Linked DNA regions of Homo sapiens: region 2 is linked to region 1. A link is a contact called in ENCODE Hi-C or POLR2A ChIA-PET data. All regions are on one chromosome and are shown on one strand. The core of a region is the stretch at or near the end of the contact, and the rest is flanking DNA. Distances in the headings are between cores, read along the strand shown.

Evidence for each region. Hi-C counts contacts between places; a loop is a spot of excess contacts on that map. ChIA-PET counts read pairs that join two places held with the same protein, here RNA polymerase II (POLR2A). Pooled maps may share reads with other maps.
Region 2: a loop to region 1 is called in a map of endothelial cell of umbilical vein, with 7 times the contacts of the local background. The contact joins two enhancer-like sites. A Hi-C loop is called at or near these places in 4 of 168 maps with a recorded cell type or tissue (Caco-2, endothelial cell of umbilical vein, heart left ventricle and 1 more) and 7 of 50 pooled maps. POLR2A ChIA-PET finds 5 or more read pairs at or near these places in 3 of 52 experiments (H1, activated T-cell and naive thymus-derived CD4-positive, alpha-beta T cell).

What each region holds. Positions count from the first base shown.
Region 1 is chr17:56,935,504-56,939,204 of GRCh38, reverse strand. COIL (coilin) reads left to right here. Exons shown (of 7, transcript NM_004645.3): 7 at 51-1,006. The coding sequence ends at 134. Among named protein-coding and RNA genes, the nearest start is that of TRIM25, 23 kb to the right of the region's middle. Within about 2 kb of position 1,409, at least 2 of the 41 ENCODE cell types and tissues checked have a DNase peak (open chromatin) inside an H3K27ac peak, as active enhancers do; they include endothelial cell of umbilical vein, where a contact is called at or near this core.
Region 2 is chr17:56,866,759-56,870,356 of GRCh38, reverse strand. It overlaps DGKE (diacylglycerol kinase epsilon), which reads right to left. Exons shown (of 12, transcript NM_003647.3): 12 at 790-3,598. All of the region lies in intron 1 of LOC124904037 (a long non-coding RNA gene), which reads left to right. Among named protein-coding and RNA genes, the nearest start is that of MIR3614, 23 kb to the left of the region's middle. Within about 2 kb of position 2,161, at least 2 of the 41 ENCODE cell types and tissues checked have a DNase peak (open chromatin) inside an H3K27ac peak, as active enhancers do; they include endothelial cell of umbilical vein, where a contact is called at or near this core.

The sequences.
Region 1 (3,701 bases), core at 160-2,659:
ATGACCTCAAAATGAAGTGCCTAAACTGGGTATTTTGTCTTTTTCCTCAGATCACTGTATTTTGGAAAGAGTTGATTGACCCAAGACTGATTATTGAATCTCCAAGTAACACATCAAGTACAGAACCTGCCTGAGTATGACCTCTCCACCTTATAGTTTATGAATGTCTTGTTTGTGAAAGTGACTATAACCCAAACTTTTTTTTTTTTTTAAAGAGGATTTGGAAGTTGTATGGATTTTTTTGTTATCTTCACTTTACTGCATAGGAAACAATCTACCTCATCATTTAAAATGACATGGGTGTCGGTTTTGTAGATCTTTGGTTTTTTTGTCAGGTTTAATTTCAGTTAACAAAATGTAAAACATGACATTCCCTGCAGATATTGTTGTATACCAGTATGGTTTCTTCTCTTTCTTTAAATGTTTTTGGCCATCAAGTAGCAGTCGTCAGTAGGAGTTTATAATACCAAGAATGTGCTGCGTATCTTGTCTCAATAAGTTTTAAGTAACATTTAAAAATATTAAAGCATGTTATTTGACCTAATTTTTTAGCATTTGAGTTGTTCCATTAAATGGAGCATCTTGTAAATTTCAAGTATTTTATACTTGCAATTGTTAAGAGTTAACAGGTAGTTGGATTTGTCGCAGACAATGAGTTAAGGAATCCTTTCACGTTTTTCCCAACTTTAAAATTAAGGATTCTCAGGTCCCTGTGTAGAGCAGTGAAAATAAGATGTGCGTATGTGTGTGTATGCCTGGAGAATTGGTGTTTCACTTCAGTGAGAGGATTGGCTGTGAGCTTCAGACCAGGAAATGTGTCATCTTGCCAGGCACCTGGCTGAGTGTGCTGGAGTGAGGATCTTGAACAGAAACTTCCTTTTCTGTTATTATTCACTACGAAGCTAAAATGGCCAAATATATACCGTGAAAATTGGTTTCATTTAACAAAAGATCAGATCCCTCCTTCAGCTGTACACATTTTTAAATAAAATCATATTGAACTAAACATCTCTACCGAGTTATCATGTTGAGTATTGCAAATTATTGTCTTATTTTACAATAACGTGAGAGATTACAATTTTCTGTAATAAGAAGGTTTGCTTTGACTGATGAGTCTGATGTTGCAAAGTTTGGTTCAGTGGAGTTCATCTGATCTGGGAGCCACTGTGCCAGTGGAGATGCTGGCCAGTTTTACTTTGCATGACATGAATGTGTTTCAAAATGTGCATTTATTGATTTGTAATGAGAAGTATTACTCCCGAAAGGATGAGAGTAATGTGAACGGTGGGATCTTGGCACTGGGGTTCTGTGTAGCACAGTTGCCTTCCAGGGTTTGGAAAACAAATTAAGATAACTAGTGAACATTGACCAAAGGAAAATTTTGACCTCAGGGTGTGTTTTTCTCAGATTATTATCAGTTTATGAGTCACTCCTTTCCTCTGTTGTGTTTGTCAGACTATGAATAGAGTCCCCAAGAAGGATTATGAAGTCAATTTAGGGGGACCATGACCAGCATTTTGAAAAATAAAATACAATAGAATAGAAAAACAAAAAGTGCATTACATCCAGCGATGCTTTTCTTTTTTTGAGACCAAGTCTCACTCTTTCGCCCAGGCTGGAGTGCAGTGGCATGATCTCTCTCGGCTCACTGCAACCTCTGCCTCCCAGGTTCAAGTGATTCTCCTGCCTCAGCCTCCCCAGTAGCGGGGATTGCAGGCGCCCGCCACCACGCCCCGGCTAATTTTTGTATTTTTAGTAGAGACGGGGTTTCACCATGTTGGCCTGGCTGATCTCAAACTCCTGACCTCGGGTGATCCACCCGCCTTGGCCTCTCAAAGTGCTGGGATTACAGGCATGAGCCACCACGCCCAGCCACTATTTTTCCGTTGTCTTGAAGTGCTTAAGTTCTCCAACTCCAACCATATCACTGATACAGTTGGTCTCTTCTTTGCTGTCCTCCTGTTGGGCACTGCGGTGGTAACTTAATTACCTGCTAACTTTCCTTTTTAGCTACTTCCAAGTCTGGATTTGTTGGGTCATTCACTTTCTGCTCCCTCAACTGTTCCGAAGGGATGACATCACAAAAACTCTTTTTCACAGGCAAAAGAACTAGCCCACTCAACACGTGGATACCATTTGGTTCTAATTTTCCACTTCTTTATACTTAACAGCAGCTGTTGCAAACTTTTTCCTTAAGTCTTCTTCCCCCAATGTCAGCTTGACAACCTTTTGCAGTTCACAAACCAAGACAGGCAGGAACATGTACCTCTCCTTTGTGCCCTTCGCTTCATTGTAATGAATGCACTGATGTGTTTTTCTCCCCACTTGACTGTTCACAGCTCTTGCTTACAAGACCTGCTATGTCAGTGTAGGTCTAATCAGGAGGGAGAAACCACATAGTGATCCAAACAGGAAGAGTTTAATATAAAGAATTCCTGATTCTCACTGGGATCGGAGTGATGAGGAACTGGCTAGTAAGAAGTAAAGAGAACTCAAAATACAGGAATAGCAGATACAAGAACCAGCTACTACCCGGGGGCTGAGATATACACCCAAGGAAGAGCCCCCAGACTCTGCCCTCAGGCTGTGAGCAGACTCCTTTGGGAAGGCATGGCTCTACCTCACTGAAGGACATGAGGAGTCACCACGATACTGCACCAGCAGAACTTGCTGGAAACCTGTCATCTTCTAAATCTTGACACATTTAATTAAGCGATATTTTAAAATTGCATTTGTTAATATTGCCAAATATGTGATCTTATCAGGAAAGTCTTAAGTATTGGGAAGTTGTCAGCTCACGATGGCAGATACAAGTTTTCCAAAATTCTAATTTTTGCTTGAAAGCTCAGTTTTTCATTGGCAACAAATACTGTTTGTTCTTGAATTAAGTGGCTCACTTTATTGTCAAGAAAATGTGGGCCGGGCACAGTGGCTCACGCCTGTAATTCCAGCACTTTGGAAGACCAGCCTGGCCAACATGGCAAAACCACATCTCTACTAAAAAATACAAAAATTAGCTGGGCGTGGTGGCACGTGCCTGTGATCCCACTTACTTGGGAGGCTGAGGTAGGGAGAACTGCTTGAACCCGGGAGGTGGAGGTTGCAGTGAGTGGAGATCGTGTCACTGCACTCCAGCCTGGGCAACAGAGCGAGACTCCGTCTCAAAAAAGAAAATGTATACCAATCCCCAAGTCTGAATGACCACAAGTTTTCTGTCAGTATTTCAAGTAAAAATGGTATTTTCATGAAAAATGTGGCTAGTTGAGCTTACAATTCAAATAATTGCATAAGTGCTGTTCCTTGAGACAACCATTGTATTATGGAATGCAGAAGTGCTTATGTATTCTTATGAAGGTGTGTCTCTAAGGGTCAAGACTTAATAATGTTAATAATTGTTACTCTATCAAGGATATTAAGGGCAGTTGGCTTTGCCCCTTACTATGAGTGCGTGGCCCAGTGGTGCCACTCACTAGCAGATTTATGCTGAAGTGCAGCAGTTCATTCCGTATTGGTTTTGCTCCATCAGAGCAAACATCAATGCTGTGAAAAGACAACATAATCATAGTAGCTTTGACCTTGCAGATCCCTAAAAGGGTCTTGAGGGCAAGAGTCCATAGACCACACTTGGAGAACCACTGACATCGTGGAAAGAAAACAGGTTTTGAAGTCAGATTTGGGTCCACATCTGAGCCAGGTTACCT
Region 2 (3,598 bases), core at 912-3,411, 70 kb after region 1:
AACTTAACTTGGGTCATTTTTGGTAAATGCTTATGTTAGATACAAAACTTAACCTCAGCCAATCATAAGCAGCCAACTAACATGATCATGAGACTGGGGACTTTCCAAGAAAGTAAGCCAAAAAAGGCAACCAATCAAATCATTTCTTAATTTTGCTTCTGTATGCACTCTATGAATACTTGCCTCTGATGTTGTGTCATTGAAACACTAAATCCTCATTGGGTTTGGGGTTTCCCAAGTCACGAATTGCTTCTTAAGTACATTCTAAAATTTTATTGTGCCTGCTTTTTTTTCTTTTACAATAGTCCATGTGTAATACTTTTAGCTCATCATCTCCAAACTCCTTCCATGAGTAACTTTTTGGTATATGATGTTTCCTTGTACAGGGAATTCCTCAGACAGCCGCATAAGCCCTAGTCCTAGTGCTCAGAACAATGACACGTCTGCCAATATTTAACACTTTTAAAATACTGTTGGTGGTGGTTGTGTTGATGATGAAAGGCAGTGGGGAGGATGGCCTGGGTTCAATCTCTAGCTCCGGGCTATCAATGTATATAACATGGAGCCAATAATGTCTACCTCACAGAAATACAGATTATAAAATAAAAAGTAAAAGCATGTGACACCTAACTGTACAATAAATGTGTGAAGCTGTTTAAGTCCAAACATGGATCATTACATGTAAGATGGCCTATGTGTGAACATCAGCAGCTATCACAGCCACGTTCACATATATGTAAATTATCAAGGGGCATTACGCTTGGCACTGTTTAAAAGAAAGCAGGCAAGTGATCAAGTGAATTTTTATTACAAAAATTTTATAAAAATGGATTTCCAGGTAAAGATGGCAGAATAAAGCAGGACTACAGAATATTCTTCCTCTAATGCCTAATAAAATGAATAAAAGATGTTACATGCCACAGTACATTTTTCAGATCGTTACTGATAAATCAGAAAGCTTTATGAAAATCCAGATGGAAGGAAACACACAGTTCTGCCATGCATATTAAGATGCATTCACTCTCCTGCCCTAATAATTATCATATAACCTTATGGTAGACGATAGTCAATTAGTTGCCAACCAATACTTAAAAATTAGATTTCATATACTCTAAACTTCTGTCTTTTCTAGAAAAATAAATTGTTTACACTAGGCCTGCTTCCCAGGAATCATGTGCTCCAGTTTACCGAAGTCTCTACAACTCTTACCTTCGTTGCTTGCCCAGCTCCTGTAAGCACTTGCAACCCGTAGGTGGGCATTAATTCCCATTCTTACAGAGAAAGAAAATTTGAGGCTCAGGAAGAACAAGTGTTAAGTTACAGTAGTAGAGGCTGGGTTTCCATTCAGGTATTTCAAATAAGTGATACATTTTTCCATACTCTACCAACTGAAAATAAGGTGAATTCACCTTTGATCCCACTTACTGCTCTACTCTGCCAGGAGCCAGTTTATATGCGTGAGAATGAATGTTTCTCCTAACACACGTGTATGATTCTGTGCTCTTAGGCTACAAAAGCCATGCAATATGAATTTTTTATTCTTTCTGTCTAAAAGTATGTGATCAGAACTTGCCACATATATGTTTGCCCTGCTGTAGACCAAGAACCACTTTTTGGGACACTAAGTCAAAGCTGCTTATTGTATCTCATGGTTGTGTCAAAAAACTACACAGTATCATACTTACGTGCTGCACTTTTAATTTTATTAAAAAAGAAGCAAGTATCTTCAACATACCAAATGCTTTCACATTTCTGCCTGCAGGCACTGACCACAAAAATACAGACCCAACACAACAAAAGCAATTAACACAAGATAATTAAGTGGTAGTTACAAGTGGTGGGCAGGGGAAAGTGCAAGAGGCCAGCTGGCTGAGCAAGTGGAGTCATCACATGTGTCCTCAACATTGTGGGTTTAGGGATCCAGTGCAATCAGTTCACTTCTAAGAGGACTGGGGTTGAGGACTCGAGCTAGGCTGCTCTAAACTTGTACAAACAGAATTACAAATCAGAGTGCCAATTTATCTGTAGGGTTTGTTTAAGCAGTTCAGATCTGAAAGACTGCTGGCAGAGCCCTGAACTGGACTGAGAACAAACGTTTTTATGAGCCATCATCATCCACCTCCACAAAGTGCCTGCCTTACTCTAGGGTTTTTCTCAGCCAAATCTACTCATCTGATCAGGATGCCCTCTTGCCTGGACAATGTCAGAGGAACAAGGAAAACAACTGAGCTTTCCAGCTCTTCCTTTTCAACATTCCATGTTAGTCACCAAAAAGTAACACATAATGGAAATTCTCTAGATTACAGCTTATTTCCTGTTTAGTGCATTCTGTGTTGATGTCGTCCTTTAACAGTGAGGTAGCTCAGGGCATCCTTAGAGAGACTGAAGTGTTCTTGGTCTGATATCTGATACCAGCAACACATTTCTTTCTTTTTTTTTTTTTTTGAGATGGAGTCTCACTCTTTGGCCCAGGCCCCACTGCAGTGGCACTATCTCGGCTCGCTGCAAGCTCCGCCTCCCTGCAAGCTCTGCCTCCCGGGTTCACGCCATTCTCCTGCCTCAGCCTCCCGAGTAGCTGGGACTACAGGTGCCCGCCACCATGCCCGGCTAAATTTTTGGATTTTTAGTAGAGGCGGGGTGTCACCGTGTTAGCCAGGATAGTCTCGATCTCCTGACCTCGTGATCCACCTGCCTCAGCCTCCCAAAGTGCTGGGATTACAGGCGTGAGCCACCACGCCCGGCCTTTTTTTTTTTGAGATGGAGTCTTGCTCTGTTGCCCAGGCTGGAGTGCAGTCATGTGATCTCCGCTCACTGCAAGCTCTGCCGCCTGGGTTCGAGCAATTCTCGTGCCTCAGCCTCCTGATTAGCTGGGATTAAAGGCATGTGCCAATGTACCTGGCTAATTTTTTTTGTATTTTTAGTAGAGACGGCGTTTCACCATGTTGACCAGGCTTGTCTCAAACTCCTGACCTCAGGTGATACGCCTCCCTTAGCCCCCCAAGTGCTGGGATTACAGGTGTGAGCCACCGTGCCCAGCCTCAGCAGCACATTTCTATTTATAGTTTCTAGGTGATTTATTTTCTGCAGACTTTCTTGCATATGGTTAAGCCCAATCATTTCATTTAAGTTTTATAAACGTCTGTATTAGAGGATGGCATTTTAAAATTCTTTCCCCAGAACCCTGGAATGTACCTTTCTGGGCTATGCAAGCCTCATGCACTGACTACACAGGGCCACATGGGTAAATATATATGTATTGATGTGTATTTACATATCAAAAATTAAATAGACTATATGCTTAAATTAGAAACACAAAGAACAAAGGCTAAGTTCACTGCTTTACTATTCAATAAAATAGCTTTAAAAACTGTGAAACAGCCAAGTGGCCACATTCTAAACAGCGACGGAGACCTCCAAAATATTCTGTCCACCAAAAAAACACGAAGTTTCTGAATATGTAAAAATTAGTAGAAAATCAATTAGGTGACAAAGTCATTATAGTAGTGGCTTTCAAACCCTTTATAAAAAATAGCAGAATCATTTTAAATGTGGAATTATTTTATCTACTGAGATCTGAAGCAGCACTCAGTATACACAA